Linked DNA regions of Homo sapiens: region 1 is linked to region 2. A link is a loop called in an ENCODE intact Hi-C map of the cell type or tissue named here. Cell type or tissue: A673. All regions are shown on one strand. Links, peaks and the distances in the headings refer to the core of each region. The heading gives the core; the rest is flanking DNA.

What was found. Hi-C counts contacts between places; a loop is a spot of excess contacts. Peaks named below come from ENCODE experiments on the same cell type or tissue, not always from the same donor. Only the 100,000 strongest peaks of a DNase experiment are listed, where the experiment ranks them.
Region 1: it touches region 2 in a loop (6-fold over the local background); 2 of 110 quality-filtered maps call a loop at or near these places.

What each region holds. Positions count from the first base shown.
Region 1 is chr13:61,119,571-61,129,879 of GRCh38, forward strand. No RefSeq gene overlaps it. Among named protein-coding and RNA genes, the nearest start is that of MIR3169, 75 kb to the right of the region's middle. In A673, for the core only: a CTCF peak has its summit at 6,151 (motif pointing right); a DNase peak (open chromatin) is centred at 6,171.
Region 2 is chr13:61,948,744-61,959,052 of GRCh38, forward strand. No RefSeq gene overlaps it. Among named protein-coding and RNA genes, the nearest start is that of LINC00358, 76 kb to the right of the region's middle. In A673, for the core only: a CTCF peak has its summit at 5,563 (motif pointing left); a DNase peak (open chromatin) is centred at 5,538.

The sequences.
Region 1 (10,309 bases), core at 1,196-9,195, 830 kb before region 2:
TAGTCTTGTGCATATCGTTGTGGCCTTCTCAACTATTCCCACCTTTTCTCTATTTTTTAAAAAATTATACTTTAAGTTATGGGATACTTAAAGTATCCCATACTTACGGGATATGTGCAGAATGTGTAGGTTTGTTACACAGGTATACATGTGCCATGGTGGTTTGCTGCATCTATCAACCCATCATCTACATTAGGTATTTCTCCTAATGCTATCCCTCCCCTAGCCTGTCACCCCCCGACTGGCCCTGGCATGTGATGTTCCCCTCCCTGTGCCCATATGTTCTCATTGTTCAACTCCTACTTAAGAGTGAGAACATACGGTGTTCGGTTTTCTGTTTCCGTGTTAGTTTGCTGAGAATGACAGTTTCCAGCTTCATCCATGTCCATGCAAAGGACATGAACTCATTCTTTTTTATGGCTGCATACTATTCCATCGTGTATATGTGCCACATTTTCTTTATCGAGTCACATTGATGGGCATTTGGTTTGGTTCCAAGTCTTTGCTATTGTGAATAGTGCGCAATAAACATATGTGTACATACATAGCCATATAATATACAGAAAGAAAATGAGGAAAGATTGTAAACCTTTCACAATAAAAAATAAACACAAATGAAGAGAGTAATGGAGAAAATGAAGATTAAAAAAGCTATAATGCATATAGAAAACAAGTATCAATATGACAGAAGTAAATTGCTCTTACAGTAATTACTTCAAATGTAAATACATAAGCCCTCCATCAATCAAAACACAGAGAGTGGCAAAATGGATTAAAAAACCTGATTCAATTATATGCTGCCTATAGGAAACTCACTTTACATATAAAGATACAAATAGACTAAAAGTGAAAGGATAAAGAAATCATTCCATGCAAATAGTAACAAAAAGAGCAGGGGTGGCTATATGAATAGCAGAGAAAATAGGTTTTAAATTAAAAATTAATAACAGACAAAAAAAGGACAATATATCTTAACCAATGGTTCAATAGAGCAAGAAAATATAACAATTAAAAACATTTACACGCCTAATATCAGGTCATCAAAATATGTAAAGGAAAAATTTACAAAATTGAAGAGAGAAATGGATAATTCTACAATAATAGTTGCGGGAGACATCAATACCCCACTTTCACTAATAAATACAACAACTGGTCAGAAGAGCGGTAAGAAAAAAGAAGACAACACAATAAACCAATTAGACCTAACAAACATTTACAAAACACTACCCAATAACAATAGCATATACATTCTTCTTAAGGGTACGTGAGTGAGCCATTTTTCAAGATAAAGGATATGTTAGGCCACAAATTAAATCTCAATAGATTTAAAAAATATATACATTATAACATGTATCTTCTCTGACCACAATGGAATGAAGTTAAAAATCAATAACAGAAGTAAACTGAAAAATTTGCAAAACTGTGGAAATCACACATTTAACCTACCAATGGATCAAAGAAAAAGTCCTGAAGGAAATTATAAAATAGTTAGAGATGAATAAAAGTAAAAACATACCACAACTTTTGTAAGACAACAAAAGCACTGCTAAAGGGGAAATTTATTTCTAAAAATGCTTACGTTAAAAGAAAGAAATTTCAAATAACAACCTAGCTTTGCAATGTAAGGAACTAAAAAACAAACAACAAACTAAACCCAGTGCTAGCAGGAGGGAGGAAATAATAAATATTAGACAGAAACAAAGAAATAGAGAATTGAAAAAGGAGAAAATCTATAAAACCTAAAGTTGGTTCTTTGAAAAGTTTAAGAACTCTGAAAAACCTTTAGCAGTATAGAGTAAGAAAAAAGAGAGAAGACTCAAATTACAAAAAAAAAAAAAAAAGGGAAGAAACTGGGGACAGTATTAATGATTCTACACAAATAAAAAAAGGTTTATATGAGTACTATAAACAATGTACAGCAACAAGTTGGATAACCTAGATGAAATGAATAAATTCCTAGAAGCACAAAACCAAACAAGACTAAATCATGAAGAAATAGGAAATCTAAATAAAGAGATCTGTAACTAATAAGGAGTTTGAATCAGAAAAAACTCTCCCAATAAATAAAAGCCCTGGACTTGCTGACTTTATTTGTGAATGCTGTCAAACATTTAAAGAAGAAGTAATGTCAATTATTCTCAAACTTTTCCAAAAATTTGGAAAGGCAGAAATATTCAAAAGCATATAAAAAGGATTATACACCATGACTAAGTGGGATTTATTCCTGGAATACAAGAATAGTTTACCATATAGAAATTAATCAATGTAATATACCACATTAACAAAATGAAGTAAAAAAATACACATCTTTTAAATCAATGAAGAAAAAGAATTTGACAAAATTTAACATTTTTTCATGATTAAAAAAACACTCAACAAATTAGGAATGAAGGAAAAGTATCCTCACATAATAAAAGCTCACAATAAAAAAACCCACAGTGAACATCATACTTAATGATGAAGGAATAAAAACTTTTCCTATAAGATAGGGAACAAGCAGGAATGCTTGCATTTGCCCCTTATTTTCAACATAATTCTGGAAGTCTCAGCCAGAGAAATTAGGCAAGAGAAAAAAAAGGCATACAAACTGGAAAGAAAGAAGAAAAATTATCTGTTCTCAGGTGATGTAAGTGTCTATGTAGAAAACCCTAAATGCTCCACTAAAAAGGTGTTACTGTTAATAAATGAATTTAGCAAGAAGCAGGATACCAAGTCAACACACAAAAATCAGTTGCATTTCTAGACACTAACAATGAACAATCTGAAAAGAAAATTAAAAAACAATTTTACTTAAAATAACATTGAAATAAATATTTAGAAATTAACTGAGGAGGTGAAAGCTTTGTGCACTGAAAACCACAAAACCATGCTGAAAGAAATTAAAAAACACACAAATAAATGGAAACACATTCCATGTTCATAGATTGTAGACTTAATATTAAGATATCAATACTACCCAATGTAATTTACAAATTTAATGCAATCTGTACTAAAATCTCAGTGACATTTTCTGCAGAAATAAAAAAAAAAATGCATTCTAAAATTTATATGCAATGTCAAGGGACACTGAGCAGCCAAAACAATCATGAAAAAAAGATCAAAGCTCTAGGACTCATACTTCCTGATTCAAAACTTACTACAAAGCTACCGTATTCAAAACATTGTGGTACTAGCATAAGAACAGGCATATAAACCAATGGAATAGAATAGAGAGCCCCCAAATAAATAAATTATCATCTATATGGTCCAGTGATTTCTGACAAGGGTGCCACAACTATTCAATGGGGGAAAGGACAGACTTTTCAACAAATGGTGCTGGGAAAACTGGATATCCACATGCAAAAGAATGAATTTGGACTTTTTTTTTTTCTTTTTTTTTTTTTATGTTAATTTATTTATTTATTTATTTATTTTTTTAATTTTTTTTTTAATTATACTTTAAGTTTTAGGGTACATGTGCACATTGTGCAGGTTAGTTACATATGTATACATGTGCCATGCTGGTGCGCTGCACCCACTAACGTGTCATCTAGCATTAGGTATATCTCCCAATGCTATCCCTCCCCCCTCCCCGAATTTGGACTTTTACCTAATGCCATATGCAAAAATAAACCAAAAATAGATCAAAGAATTAAATATAAACATAAAAGTATAAAACTCTTACAAGAAAACAGAGGCCAAAAGCTCTATGACGTTTGATTTGTCAACATTTTCTTGAATATGACACTGAAGGTACAGGCAACAACAACAAAAATACAAATTGGACTTCATAAATTTTTTTTAAATTGTACATTATAAGAAAATATCAACAGAATGAAAAAGCAACCCACAGAATGGGAAAAACATATTTGCAAATAATATATGTGATAAGAGATTAATATCCAGAACATATTGAGAACTCCTGAAACTCAACCAAAATCACAAACAATCCAATGCAAAAATGGGCAAAGGACTTTTCGAAATAGACATTTATCCAAAGAAGATACACAAATGATATATCTCCAAAGAATATGATATATTCCTCAAAAAGGTATATTCTCCAAATGAGATATACAAATGGCCAATAAGTACATGAAAAGATGCTCAGCATCACAAATCATTAGGGAAATGAAACTGAAAACCACAATGAGATGCCATCTCACACATTAGGATGCCTAATATCAAGAAAACAGAAAATGAGTGTTGGGGAAAATGTGGAAAGACCGGAACCGTTGAGCAGTATTGGTGTGAATGTGAAAAGGCACAGCTGCTGTGGAAAATAGTGTAGTTCCTAAAAAAGTTAAAAACAGAATTACCATATGACCCAGAAATTCTGCTTCTGGATGTATAACCGAAAGGAATGGAAAGCAGAGTCTGGAAGAGATATTTGTACACCTATGTTCATAGCATTATTCACAATAGCTAAAAAGTCTAAGCAGCTCAAATGTCCACTAACACAGGAGTCCCCAACCCCTGCACCACAGACCAATACTGGTCAGTGGCCTGTTACGAACCAGGCCACACAGCAGGAGGTGAGCAGCAGGCAAACAAGCTTTACCACATGAGCTCTGCCTTCTGTCACATCAGCAGCAGCATTAGTTTCTCATAGGAGCGTAAACCTGATGGTGAACTGCACATGTAAGTCATCTAGGTTGCATGCTCCTTATAAGAATCTAATTCATGCCTGATTAATACCTGATAATTTGATGATCTGAGGTGAAACAATTTCATCCTGAAACCATCCCCTCCGTCTGTGAAAAAATTGTCTTCCACAAAGCTGGTCCCTGGTGCCAAAAAGATTGGGGACCACTGCACTAACAGATGAATGGATAAATAAAATGTGGTATATATAATCAATGGAAAATTAATGAGCTTTGAAAATAAATGAAATCCTGACATTTATGACAACATGGATAAATCTGGAGGGCATTAGACTAAGCAAAATAAGTCAGGCACAAAAGAGTAAATGCTGTATGATTCCACATATATGAGACACTTAAAGTAGGTCAAATTCATAGAGACAGAAAGGAAAATGATGGTTGCCAGGGACTGGGGTAAAGGGAAATAAGGAATTATTGTTGAATGGGTATAAAGTTTCATTTTTTCAAGATGAAATTATATAGATTATGGTAAATTCATAAAATTATGAATATATTTAATACTACTAAACTATAAACTTTAAAAATGGTTAAGATAATAAAATTTGTTATGTGTATTTTACCACACTTTAAGAAATCAGGGACAATTTTTTTTTTTTTTTGAGACAGGTTGTATTAGTTTGTTTTCATGCTGCTGATAAATACATACATGGGACTGGGAAGAAAAAGAAGTTTAATTGGACTTATAGTTCCACATGGCTGGGGAGAACTCAGAATCATGGCAGGAGGTGAAAAGCACTTCTTACATGGTGGCAGCAAGAGACAATGAGGAGGAAGCAAAAGCAGAAACCCCTGATAAACCTATCAGATCTCATGAGACTTACTCACTATCATGAGAATAGCATGGGAAAGACTGGACCCCATAATTCAATTACCTCTCCCTGGGTCCCACCCACAACATGTGGGAATTCTCTGAGATACAATTCAAGTTGAGATTCGAATGGGGACACAGCCAAACCATATCATTCTGCCCCAGTCCCTCCAAATCTTATGTCCTCACACTTTAAAACCAGTCATGCCTTCCCAACAGTCACCCAAAATCTTAACTCATTTCAGCATTAACCAAAGTCCATAGTCCAAAGTCTCATCTGAGACAAGGCAATGCCTTTCCACCTATGAGCCTGTAAAATCAAAAGCAAGCTAGTTACTTCCTAGATACAGTGGGGGTACAGGTATTTGGTAAATACAGCCATTCCAAATGGGAGAAATTGGCCAAAATGAAGGGGCTAAAGGCCCCATGCAAGTCTGAAATCCAGCGGGGCAGTAAATTTTAAAGCTCCAAAACGATCTTTGACTCCATGTCTCACATCCAGGTCACGCTGATGCAAGAGGTGGGTTCCCATGGTCTTGGGCAGCTCTGCCCCTATGACTTCGCAGGGTACAGCCTCCCTCCTGGCTGCTTTCATGCGCTGGCATTGAGTGTCTGTGGCTTTTCCAGTTGCACGGCGCAAGCTGTCGGTGGGTCTACCATTCTGGGATCTGGAGGACCGTGACCCACTGCCCACAGCTCCACTAGGTGGTGCTGTGGTGGTGCCCTAGTAGGGACTCCCACATTTCCCTTCTGCACTGCCCTAGCAGAGGTTTGCCATGAAGGTCCCATCCCTGCAGCAAACTTCTGCCTGGGCATCCAGGAGTTTCCAAACACCCTCTGCAATCTAGGTGGAGGCTCCCAAACCTCAATTCTTGAGTTCTGTGCACCCACAGGCTCAACACCATATGGAAGTTGCCAAGGCTTGGGGCTTCCATCCTCTGAAGCCACAGCCTGAGCTGTACATTGGCCCCTTTCAGCCATGGCTGGAGCAGCTGGGATACAGGGCACCAAGTTCCTAGGCTGCACACAGCATGGAGACCCTGGGCCCTGCCCATGAAACCACTTTTTCCTCCAGGGCCTCCAGGCCTGCGATGGGAGGGGCTGCAGTGAAGGTCTCTGATATGGCCTTGAGACAGTTTCCTCATGGTCTTGAGGATTAACATTAGGCTTCTTGCTACTTATGCAAATTTCTGGAGCTGGCTTGAATTTCTCCCCAGAAAATGGGCTTTTCTTTTCTATCACATTGTCAGGCTTCAAATTATCCAAACTTTTATGCTCTGCTTCCTTTATAAAACTGAATACCTTTATTAACAATACCCAAGTCACCTCTTGAATGCTTTGCTCCTTAGAAATTTCTTCCACTAGATACCCTAAATCATCTCTCTGAAGTTCAAAGTTCCACAAATCTCTAGGGCAGGGGCAAAATACCACCAGTCTCTTTGCTAAAGCATAACAAGAGTCACCTTTGCTCCAGTTCCCAACAAGTTCCTCATCTCTGTCAGAGACCATCTCAGCCTGGACCTTATTGTTCATATCACTATCAGCATTTTTGTCAAAGCTATTCGACAAGTCTCTAGAAGGTTCCAAACTTTCTCACATTTTCCTGTCTTCTTCTGAACCATCCAAACTGTTCCACCCTCTGCCTGTTACCCAGTTCCAAAGCTGCTTCCACATTTTTTGCTTATCTTTTCAGAAACGCCCCACTCTACTGGTACCAATTTACTTTATTAGTTTGTTTTCACATTGCTGATAAAGACATACCTGAGGCTGGGGGGAAAAAAAAGAGGTTTAATTGGACTTACAGTTCCACATGGCTGGGGAGGCCTCAGAATCATGGCAGGAGGCAAAAGAACTTCTTAAATGGCAGCAGCAAGAGAAAATGAGGAGGAAGCAAAAGCAGAAATCCCTGATAAACCCGTCAGGTTTTGTGAGACTTATTCACTATCATGAGAATAGCATGGGAAAGACCTGCCCCCATGATTCAACTGTTTCCCCCTAAGTCCCTCCCACAACACGTGGGAATTCTGGGAGGTGCAATTCAAGTCAAAATTTGAATGGGTACATAGCCAAACCATATCACAGGGACTTGCTCTGTTACCCAGGCTGGAGTACAATGGCACAAACAGAGCTCACTGCAGCCTCAACTTCCTCGGCTCAAGTGATCCTCCCTGCTCAGCCTTTTTAGTGGCTGGGACTACAGGCACACACCGTCATGCCTGGATTTTGAAATTTTTTTGTAGAGATGGGATTCCATCAAGTTTCCAAGGCTGGTTTCTAACTCCTACACTCAAGTGATTCTCCTGCTCTGGCTTCCCAAAGTGCTGGGATTACAGGCGTGACCCACCATGCCTGGCCAAATCAGGGAAAATATTTTTTACAAGTTAAGGTAGATTGATCGATTTGAAAATCAGTCAAAATGTGAAAAATATCAGCAGAAATCTTTTTCTCCTTGGTTTGATTGTTGCTACATAAGTATGATATAACATCTCACATGAAATACAACTTCTTAAATTATTGTCCTATTTTGGGATATATATATATATATATATATATATATATATATATATATATGGCAAGGAAAATGTAACATGAAACTGTAATGATCTCGGCAGCTATCTCATTCCACCCTCATCTTTAACCAAAAAGCTACTACACTAAAGATTCCACACACAGCCCATTAAGGCATTTATAAGAATGTGATTGGAAGAGTAATAACTGAAGTAACTTCTATGGAATATTATTTGACTTTCAAAAATTTAGGGCTAAAAAAGACCTTAGAAACTATGTAGCCCAAATCTCTCATTGTGCAGATATAGACTTGGAAACCCAGAGAAGTAAAGAACTTGCTCACGGTTGTATAGAGAACTGGTTACAGAGCTAGAATGTCCTCACTCCTACTTTTTTTTTATCACATCAAATAATAATAATAGGTAACAATTAGTGTGAGGAACAGTTCTAAGTGCTTTACACATCATTTAATATACATTCATTTAATATATACGTACATCCACTTAGTCTTTAAAACAACACTATGAGGTAGTTAGTACCATTATCTCCATTTTATAGATTATTCAACTGAAGTCCAAGCAGGTGAAAGTACTTATTCAAATAGAGAAACTCAGATGCAAATGCAGACAATTTGGCTCTAGAGTCTGTGACTTTAACCATTACATTACATTGTTCTCTTTACCTGATTATTTACATCTACAACTGAGTAGTTCAGCATAGCTATTGTTTAAAAGTTCTTTTAATAGGTGGTTTAACCAAGTTGATGTTTATATATAAATGAACATTGTTCACAAAATAAGTATCGTTTATCGTGGTGTGTGTATTTTATTCTTAGCCCCGTTTTTTTAAATATCCCAAATCCCTAGGAAACAGAAAATCAGGCACATTTCCCACTCTTGTTCATGGAAGTACCTAGTTGCAAAGTTTACATTAAAGAGGACCCAGATATGCTCTTTATTTTATTTTTTATTTTTTGCAAACATGGAGAAGGTAAGAGGCATGAATAGACATTGAGACTGCAGTTTGTCTTTCCATATTTGAGCTCCTAATTGCACACAATCATCTTTAATCCTTGAAAAATGTGCATCTCTTGAATTAGTCTAATATATAAAAATTAAGGTAGATTGGCAAAGAGAAAACCACAAGAAGCCAAGAAAATTTGAACTACATAAATTTCTATAATTAGATAATATCATTTTGGAGGGATGAGATTGATACTTTTGAAATATCTGAAATGTCAGAATATGGCTGTATTTATACAGGCTCTCAACTTATTCCTGAATCACATTTCTTTGAGGAGTTTTTATTTGTGCCATGTTAGCCCTCTTTTAGATTTCATTGAGCTTTATCTTTCATTCAATGGTCGTTTTTCACAAAGAAGTACAGATTTTTGTACTTTACTATATTTTCTGCAAAGATAATTATAAGGCAATCACAAAAGCACATTGAAATGCAGATACTGGGCAGCCTTATAAACCTAATTGCTAGATAAATATCATGTGTACTCAACCATCCTTGAAGTTATTCAGATGTGTGTCTTGGCAAATGTACAAACTACTAAACAATGAGTCTTTGGTATTCTTGGTGAAAGAGCACAATGCTGTGAATGCTAAATGCCTACATTTAATGGAAAGCAGCTTAGGATATATTTTAATTAAGATAGTACTAAATTCATGTTTTATAAGATTTAAGTTTCTTTTGGATGGCAGAACACAACACTTGGATACATTTGGAAGGCAGAATTCTTCATTATAACTCTAAATGAGAGCTGGCGGCCAGGCAGGGTCACCCAGGGAATTGTACACAGAGGTAAGCTGGAACTGCAGGATGCATCTTATATAGACAAGCAGGGTGAGTTTAGCTAGGTTTCCTGGACTCCTTGAGGACTGGCTAATGTGGATAATTCTGTGGGCTCTGGAGGCATTTGGGCTGTTCCTAGTTGTCTGGTTGTTAGCCCCAGGGCAATTAGGTGAAGTGCTTAGTTGCTTAGACTGTGAGAGTCTGGTAAGTGAAGCAACTGGGGTGTGGACTTAATTCAACTGCTCATAAAGGTGAACTGACCAGTCTTTAGCCACAGCCAAAAAACTGGGTCAAGACAGCATTGAGTAAACAAACATCTAAACTAAAACTGTGTTATGATATGCTATGAATTGTACTTCAAAATTTTAGACAATATAAATTTATTTCGGGATCATGTCAAAATGCATATGATTCTGGTAGATGGGGAGCTTTATAGTTTGAAATTTGCAGACTCATGCTATGGCCATCTTACTATACTTCCATCATCAGAACCTTGGGGTCCTGCTCTATATTCTCTGGATTCTGTTGGCAAATGGCAGAGGAGAGTGTAAAG
Region 2 (10,309 bases), core at 1,357-9,356:
ACAAACATAGACATAAAGATGAATAGAATAGAGAACTTAGAGAAAAAGTTACATATCTACAGCCAACTGATCTTTGACAAAGTCAACAAAAACATATACTGGGGAAAAGACATCCTTTCAATAAATGGTTTTGGGCAAAGTGGATTGCCATATGTAGAAGAACGAAACTCAACCCTAATCTCTCACTATATGCAAAAATCAACTCAAGGTAAGTTAGAGATTTATGTAAGACCTGAAACTATGAAAATTCTAGAAGAAATCCTAGAAAACGCTCTCCTGGATATTGGTCTTGGCAAAGAATTTGTGACTAAGACCCGTAAAGCAAATACAACAAAACCAAAAATAGACAAATGGGATTTAATTAAACTAAAAAAAGCTTCTCCACAACAAATTAAATAATCAACAGAGTGAACAAACAACTGACATTATTAGAGAAACTATTTGAAAACTACGGATTTAACAAGGGACTAATATCTTGAATTTATAAGGAGATCGAATAACAACCCCAAAATAAGTGGGCAAAGGATATGAAGAGACATTTTTCAAAAGAAGACATATAAGTTGCCAACAAACACTTGAAAAAATGTTCAGCATCACTAACCATCAGAAAAATGCAAACCACAATGAGATATCATCTTATACGAGTTAGAATGGCTATTGTTAAATAGCCAAAAAATAACGGATGTTGTTGAGAATGCAGAGAAAAGAGAACACTTATATGCGTTAGTGGGAATTTAAATTAATATAACCTCTATAAAAAACAGTGTGGAGATTTCTCAAAGTCCTAAAAGTAGAGCTACTATTCAGTTCAGCAATCTCACTACTGGGTATCTACCCAAAGGAAGTGAAATCATTATACAAAAAGAGACACTTGTACTATGTTTATCACAGCACTATTCACATTAGCAAAGATATGGAATCAATCTAAGTGTCTATCAGTGAACCATTGGATAAAGAAAATGTGTACACACACACACACACACACACACACACACAATGGAATAGTACTCAGCCAAAAAAAAAAAAAAAGAAAGATAAAAAAATTATGTCTTCTGCAGCAACATGGATGGAACTGGAGGCCATCCATGTTAAGCGAAACAACTTAAAGAGAAAGTCAAATGCCACATGTTCTCACTTCTAAGTGGAAGCTAAGCCATGTGTGTATATGGACACAGAGTGTGGAATGATAGACATTGGAGACTCAGAAGAGTCATAATGTGGGAGGGGGGCTGAGGGATGAGAAATTACTTAATGAATACAGTGTACATTATTCAGGTGATAGGTACACTAAAAGCCTAAACTTCATCATTATATAATATATTTCTGTAACAAAAATGCACTTGTACCTCTTATGTTTACACTAATTGTTTTAAAAGTATATTAACATTTCTGAAGTATATCTTCTTATTGTTTGTTCTGGGTCAATATTCACAGATATGCTGTGTACTCTTATGTAGCTTCAAGTCCTTTTTTGTTTAAACTTCAAGAGAGTTTTTATGAATGATAATTTTTAGTAATTGTTCAGTTTATTTGCTTTTTTGCCCCAGGAATTCATATTATCTATAAGTTAGTTATTTGCTATTTTAGTCGCCACCTTCTTAAATATTTTATCTTATTTATATTTCTCGATAGTCTCTTTCTTAAAAAGTCAATTTGTCTTCAGAAGTTAAGGATTGTGTTATTTTTGCATTTAGTCATTTGTAGGATATTCTTTCATTTTTTATAGTTCATTTGTCATTTTTGAAATCATTTTTCTTTTATCTCTAGTTCCATCACATTCTGTAACCACATTTCTGAATTTCTAAAGTTTAACTTATAATATTCTTTATACCCATTTTATTTACTTAATGTTATGGGGCTTGTTTTAAAATACGAGGTTACAATCTTCATCTGTTTTGTGAGTATGCCTTTCTGAGCTGCTTTTATTTTCTGTAGTGATGTAATTATTTTCATCCTCTTTTTTACTTAACATAACATTGCATGACATTATACTATGATGTTTTTTGTTGTTCCATTTTATGGATTTTTTTGTAAAGGTGTAAAAACCTTGTGGTTTAAAATAGTCCTTCAAACTTTATAAAGTTCTCTTTTCTGTTAGTGTGCAATATTTTAAAATATGATGGCTTGCTTTCTGATCTTTCATGACTATCTGTCTCTTCTTGACTTTTTCTGATAAATATTTTAGTAGAGACAGGGTTTCTCCATGTTGGTCAGGCTGGTCTCGAATTCCCGACCTCAGGTGATCCGCCCTTCTCGGCTTTCCAAAGTGCTGGGATTACAGGAGTGAGCCACCGCACCCGGCCGAACTAGCTTATCTTTTAGCTAATAAAGGGGTCCTACAAACTCTTCTTGCACTCATAACATGTTTTCCACCAATGTTACAAGGTGAGCATCTCTAATCCAAAAATCTGAAATTTGAAATGCTGCAAAACTCAAAACTTTTTGCGTGCCAACATGACACCAGAAGTGGAAAATTTCACATTTGGCACATTTGCTTTCTGATGGTTCAATATATACAAACTTTGTTTTTGGCACAACAGAGTTGTATTAAAAATATTGTATAAAATTACCTTCAGGCTATATGTATAAGGCACACATGAAGCATAAATGAATTTTGTGTTTAGACTTGGGTCCCATCTCCAAGGTTTCTCATTGTGTATATACGAATATTCCAAAATCTAAAAACACCTGAAATCTAAATGCTTCTGGTTCCAAGCATTTCAGATAAGGGAAACTCAACATGCATTAGGAATTATAAGGATGAAAGTCTAATGGTATAAATTAGTTTGACCCATGTATAATTTAATTGGCATAAAGAAAAATAATTTTATAAGGCTTGCAAATATAATGAAAATCTTAAGAAACAAAATTGAATCCATAGCTTGAAGGATGATAATATTAAACAAATGCTAGAATACAATGTCTTCTAAATGATTTAAAAATAGATAACTTATTTAAAAAGGGAATTACCACCTCACACTATCCCCAAGCAATATTTACTGAATAGTAATGGAAAATATTACACAGATAAATTACCTACTTAGGAACAAAAGTCAACTTTCAATTGTCGAGAATGATGGATTACAAAAATGTGGTTTTAAGACAATGTGCTCACAGTTTGTGAGTCACATTTTGCCAGTTATTAAACCAAATATAAATGAATATTTTACTTTCGGGCAAATAGTACTGAATATGTGGATTATCTAAATGTTCTTTCTGTCATAATAATTTTGTTTTAACAAACGTAGAAAAATGAAATTCCTATTACTAAATCTTCTGTATTGATGTTGCTCCTCTAAACAACACACATCTCACTTTGTTCCAAGTTATTCATAAAGTATTTGAACCCTAAAGAGTTCCAACATTCTCTTCTAACCAATAATAAAATAATGGATGCTAAGCACCTCATTCTATTTAAGAGATCACTTTTCAATGAATCTCACCTAAGCTGTTAAGAGTGGTTTTGTATCAGCCAAGAGAGAGCTTAGGTGTTCTTGAACAATATTGTCGTGAAACCAAGAATGTTAAGATTTGTTCAGTAATGAATAAAGAGAAAAAATCAAGTAACTTTGGCTAACTAAAGACACAAGCCTTCTATGCTATTGCATTAAAAAGCTTTTTGAGCTCTAAGTTTCAAGAGCGTAATTAGTTCAGTAATTAATTGTGCAAAATGGTAATTTAATTTTTTATATTTCACATATTTTTAAATTTATTTTCTGACATTTAATTTTCAAGCACCCATACTACACAAAGGTTTACAGTTCATAGAAGGAGTCACACGTGTCAATTTCTATGAAAAAATTCTGTATTAATAGGTCTCCTTTAATTTAGAATTAGTACTGGAGGCACAAGCTGATTACCTTAATGTTTTTTAATGAAGCCTATTTGCCAAACAATTTAGTAAGATAAATAAAATAACGTATTTAAAAATTATCATTAATTAGAGACATTCAATTGCCTGCAATTTTTATGGTGATTACTAACCATTTATAATGTTTTATTAAAAACATGACTGTGAAAATCTTCACTATGCAATGGTTTATAAGTCCTTTGTTCCATATGAAATAGTAAACTATAAATAATATTTCTTTTTGAAAGTTTCAAAATCATTTCTGATTGGTCTTTCTTAATAAAATTTGTTTCATATCATTCCCAGTTACATAATTTTCACTTTGTAGCCATAAACAGTTTAACTTGAAACGTAGACTTAACCCTGAGAGTAAACGATATATTTTTAAATCTATTAGGTTGGTGCAAAAGTAATTGCAGTTTTTATATTGAAAGTAATGACAAAAACCACAATTACTTTTGCACCAACATAATATAAAACCATAATATACCACACTAATTAAACACTAAAGTGTATATTATTTCCCACATAAAACATTTTTAAACTAATCTATAATATACAAGTAGAGCCCAAACTTGTAAATCATGTCACTCTGACACTCCTACATAGTAAATCCAACTGTTTTATTCTAAATTGTCTTTATTTTGAATTCTCACTTAAGATACAGTCCTAGCTTTCTTTTTCCCTTCTGTGCCCAAGTTCTTGAAAGAGTAGCACCCAATTACTGTACAAATTTTCACTTTTAATTTAAAATAAGAATATTTTATCTTATCATTGATGATGAAACTCTCAATCACTAATTAACTAATGAATTCCTAACCACTATTTTCAAGAAAGAATTTTATGGCTTTGTTTGAATGTTTTTCCACATTTAACGCTGCTCACCATACATTCTTTCAAATTTGCTTTATTTATTTTTACTTCACTATTGTTTAAATTACATATTACATAGCACATAGTAAATTCACAACAAATTTCTATTTAAATTTATGTTTTGCTTCTGAAATTTTTGACAAGTTACACATACAGCTCATTAATAGCAATATCTTAATGCAATAGTCAACTTCCTTGTTTCCAGTGTCTTTAAAAATTTAGCACGAAAAAAGTGAGCACCTAAAAACAGGGCCAGAGTGATCCTTGTATGGTCAAAACATAATGTAAGAAATCTAATTTATAAATATGTTACATTTATCAGAAAAATAGGTATACTTAAATCATATGTTCTTTTATAATAACAATATTAATTTCACTATGTATGGAAACTTTTAGGAAGAAAAAATTCACCAGGTTTTTGTTGTTGTTGTTGTTTTACTCTGTATCATCAGTTTTGAATAGGTATTCAAAAACCATTCACAATAATGAATATAATAAATAAAGATGCAGAATTCATCTTAGTGGTGTTATTAGTGCTTCCAGTAAAACTTTATCTGCTGTTTGCCCAAGATATTTAAGGAAGAATAAACTTATCAAATATGAATGTGTACTTTTTCTATCAGTTAATGTGAGCTAATAAATGCATTTAATATCTCTGATTAAAATGCATGAGTTCCCTGATGATTAAATCATTCTTGGTAATAGCTAGGTTCAAATTTTAATTATTTTAACTACTTGCTTAGAAGACTGACTTCCTATTTTCTTCTCGAATTCTACTCCAGATTTTATCCTATGGTGGGGAAGAGGCAAACTGTGAGATGTGTTCCGAAGGGACTTTGTTGCCATCTTGTGGTTCATTAAATTATGTTTCTGGTTTTTTGCTTTCCAACTTGATCACTAAGCTCCACAATTAAAGCTAACACCAAGATCTATCTTGAATTCTTAAATTCCATTCCAACCCTGAAAATTTGTAAATACATTTCCATTTGCATGCCATGCAAGGTGGTCGTCTTCTGTGTAAACATCCCATGTCCATTTTTGCTTTTATGCATTTACTAAGCCAGTTTTTGTCTCCTAGAATGTTCCACTCTCATTCCTTCATTCCACATTTTTGATATTTGTCCACTCATCAAGGCCAAACTATAAATAATACCTCCTCCATCAAAGCTTCCTGAACTCCCTTAGGTCACAATGGTTCATCGTTTGAAAATAGTTATTTTATTTAAAGTCAGCGAAAAAGAAAACCCACAGAATTTAGGTCCTCACTGAATTAGAAATATTATTTTAAACAATTTAATTATAAAAATGTTTAAAATATGTAAAAATAGGGACAATGATTCCATGAATCCTCATGTACCCATTACCCAGAAACACAATTATGTATTTATGGCCATTCATCAAATTTACAACCTTACTACAATAGGTGGGCTTGTCTGGGAGCTTGCTAGACAAGTAGAATCTCAGGTCCCGCGGCAAAAGTACTGAATTAGAATCTGCATTCTCAGAATCATCTGAGAATCATACATGTTAAACTTCTTAAACATCTTAAAGATGATTCTCATGTATGTTAAACTTTAAGAAGTGTTAGCCTATAGTATAACCCACTTCTCTACTACTAACATTGGATTTTTTAAATTCCAAATATATCATATCCTCTTTAAATAATCCAATAAGCATCTCTTAGAAAGTTTTTGGTGCATAGAAATAGTATTGATTTTTATGTTAATTTTTTATCCAGAAACTTTACTGCATTCATTTATCAGTTTGAACACTTTTTGTGGAATATTTAGGGTTTTCTATATATAAGACCATGTTATGAGGAAATAGTGACAATTTCACTTCTTTTCTTATTTGGAGGTCTTTTACTTATTTATCCTGTCTCATTAGTCTAACAAGGACCTCTGATACTATATTGAATAGAAGTGGTGAGAACAGGCACCCTTGTCTTGTTTCAAGGTCTTATATAAAAAGTGTCAGTTTTTCACCATTAACTATGTTAACTGTGGGCTCATCATACATGGCATTTATTGTATTGAGGTCCATTTCTTCTATATGTAATTTGGTGAGAGTTTTTTTGAAAAGATGTTTAATTTTGTCAGATGTTGTTTCTGCATCTAATGGGATGACTATATTTGTTTTTCTTTTATTTGGATAATATGGTGTATCACATTTATTGATCTGCATATGTTGAACCATCCATGCATCCTATGGATAAAGCACACTTGATAATGGTGAATGATCCTTTTAATTGTTGTTGAATTCTGTTTGCTAGTATTTTGTTGAGAATTTTTGTATCTACTTTCATCAAGGATATTGGTCTGTAGCTTTTTGTGTGTGTGTGTGATGTCCTTATGTGGCTCTGGTGTGATAATGCTGGTCGCAAAAATTAAGATTCTTTTTTAAAAAAACATATTCACAATATTGTCATTATACTATTAAAATACAAAATTATTATCAATAATTTTAGTATTTAATTCTTCCTATATGAATCACAAATGCTTTTACTTATAATTTATTTATTAAAGTTAGGATCTAAACAAAGCCACATATGACATTTTATTGAAGTGTGCTTTGAGTCTGTCAAGTAAAATTACCTTTACCACTATCTTCCTTTTTCTTACAATTTATTTACTGAATAAAGTTAGTAACTTCTTAAAGAGTTTTTAATATTTGTGATTAGGCTGATTGCAGGTCAAGGGCAGGGATATACACAATTAGTCTAAAGAATCTACAGAATTCTATATAGTTATGTATAAGATTCTGTTTTAATTATCTACAGCTACAGTCATATGATGTAACAAACCACTACAAAACTCCTTGGCCAATACCACTGGAATTGATTACATGTCTGTGGTCAGATAGGATAGAGGATAGCTAGGTGATTTGCTGATATTGGCTGAGTGCTCTCATATGTTTGAGGTTCAACTTGGAAAAGTAGGTTGCCTCAGTTTTGTTCCTCATGGTCTCTCATCCTCCAGAAAATCATCCTAAGCTGATTCTCATGGCACATATAGGAATCTAAGAACAGAAGCATGCAAGTCCTGTCTCTGCAGGCCTAAGCATAGAACTGGCACATTTTCATCTTACTACTGTTATTGGTTAACTCTAATTACAAGGCAACCCAGATTGAAGGGGTGGGAAAAACGGATTCACCTCAGTGTGAGGACTTGCAAAAATACATTGCAAAATTCATGAATAAAGGAAGGATTGAGAATAAGGATCTTTTTTTCATTTTTCAACTAACCACATATTTTTAAATAATATTTTACTGTAAATTTAAAAAATAATGTCCAATGCTATGTCATTTTATGGGCAGTTTTACAGTAAAAATTAGTTAATATTTAATTTACTTAAGTATTCTTTAAACATATAATAAAATATATTATTCCAACCTAAGATTTTTGAAATTTGTATGTGTTAATGGCAAAAGACATCATTTTTTAACATTTTAAATTTTATTTCATGTGATTTTGATCTTATTTATTTAAGAAGCATTTATCTTTCCCAGTGAAGATAATTGTTTTTATTGATTTTATATAATTATTGGTAATTTTCTTATACAATGATCAAATCTCTTATACTAAAAAAATTGCTGTGTGAGTATATATATATATATATATATGTATATACATTAACACACATACACACATGCTGTTTGGAGATCCTAGGTGACACACAAATATATAAATAGTAAATAAATAAATAAAAGAAAGAAAATACAAGAAAAAATGGGAGCTTGATCTCCTTATACTATGTTGGCCACCATCACTGTCATTGCCCCTTCTACTACTCCTTGAAAGTGTAAATGTCAGTGTCTTCAAACATAGGTGGACTTCTCACCACTGATTATCAGCTGAGACAAATATAAACCTACAACTTCTTTCAAGGCCTTAGGGAATAGTGCCCAGACTTAGGCCTATGTCTACACTGCAAAGTAGATTTCCATTCCAGAACATCTAGGCTAACTTATCTTTGAGGTACTAATGAAGAGAGGCATAGGTTTTTCATATGTTGCTTTTTAGGATTCATCAATAAGCCACTAATTGATAGTACCCTATGTACAGTAAGATTTCCTAAACTATTATTTATTTGGAATACTAATTATCAAATGATTCTATATTGAATAATATATTGTTATACAATTGTTTACTGTGTTAATTTAAATTTACCTAATACCTCTAAATGAGAATGTATTTTAAATTTTTATTTTAAAATATAGAGTTATTTTTCCTTGACTTTCTAAAAGAGATGTTTGAATTTGATTTCTCCATACACAACTTGTTGGTGTCTTAAATGCCTGACAATTTCGATTGCTTTTCTTTTCCTTCCTTCGCTTCCTTCCCTCCTTTCTTCCTTCCTTTTCTTGCTTTCTTCTTTCTTCTTCTTTCCTTTTTTTTTTTTTTTTGAGACAAGATCTGGCTCTATTGCCCAGCTTTTTGAGTAACTGGAACTACAGGTGTGTGCCAGCATGTCTAGTTAATTTTTGTATTTTTTTGTAGCGGTTTCCCCATGTTGCCCAGGCTGGTGTCCAATTCGCAGGCATGAGCCACCACACACAGCTACTTTTCTTTAAAAGAATTTATTTTCACAATCGGTGTTAATGGAGAGGCCATTGAATAGATTTTAATGGTAAAATTAGTTATTTTTAAATTTGAATACAATATATGAAACTAACCTGAAATTAAAGACCTGAATTCCATTTCTAGATGGTGTCCTAATGTCTTGATATTTAAGATAATGCTGCTTTCTGTAATAGGTAAAAATACAAATCTCAGTAGCTTAGCTCAATAGAGGTTTGTTTTCTTCTTTATGTGAATTAAAAATTGATATGTCTGGATTGGTAGCATAGCAGAACAGGTCTCTACTCCACAGAAAAATTCAGATTCTCAGGCTAACAGAGGCTATTTCATCTATACATGGATTCTAGAGGTCCCTATTATCAATGATTATCTTACAGAAAGAGGGTGAAACAAGTTAACAACTCATATGAGAGATTGTCATCAGCCAGGTCTGGGAATGCTGAGTTCCTTGGCCTAAGGAAACATAACTAAGAAGGTATGTTTGAAATAAAACAAAATGAATTTCATACAAAAACTAGCTTTTCACTATGATAATGTTATTGATAATTGTGCTATATGTTGAATTATATATTAGTTGCATCAAGAGACACATACAAATTGATGCCGTTGGGGAAAACAAACAGTTAATTTGAAGGACAAGTACCTGACTTTAACTCTGCCAAAATTTAACATTTCTCGATATTTATTTTCTCATCTGTAAAATAAAGTTCTTAGCCACATCAGTTGATCTCACCATTGCATGAATCTCAGATTTACTTGAGAATTAGATGCACTTTCTTAAAAATTAAAGTACATATATATGCACATTACACATATTTGCATACGGATTGTAGAAACCCTATGACACTAAGTCTAATATTTGTAACTATAATACACTTAAACTTAAATACACTTAAATACACTTAAAAAATAACTTCAAGGTCTTCCATAAGAAATATCTTATATGTCTGTTTCTATGAATATATTTGGTGAGAAGGTAATATGATTTGACTCTGTGTCCCCACTC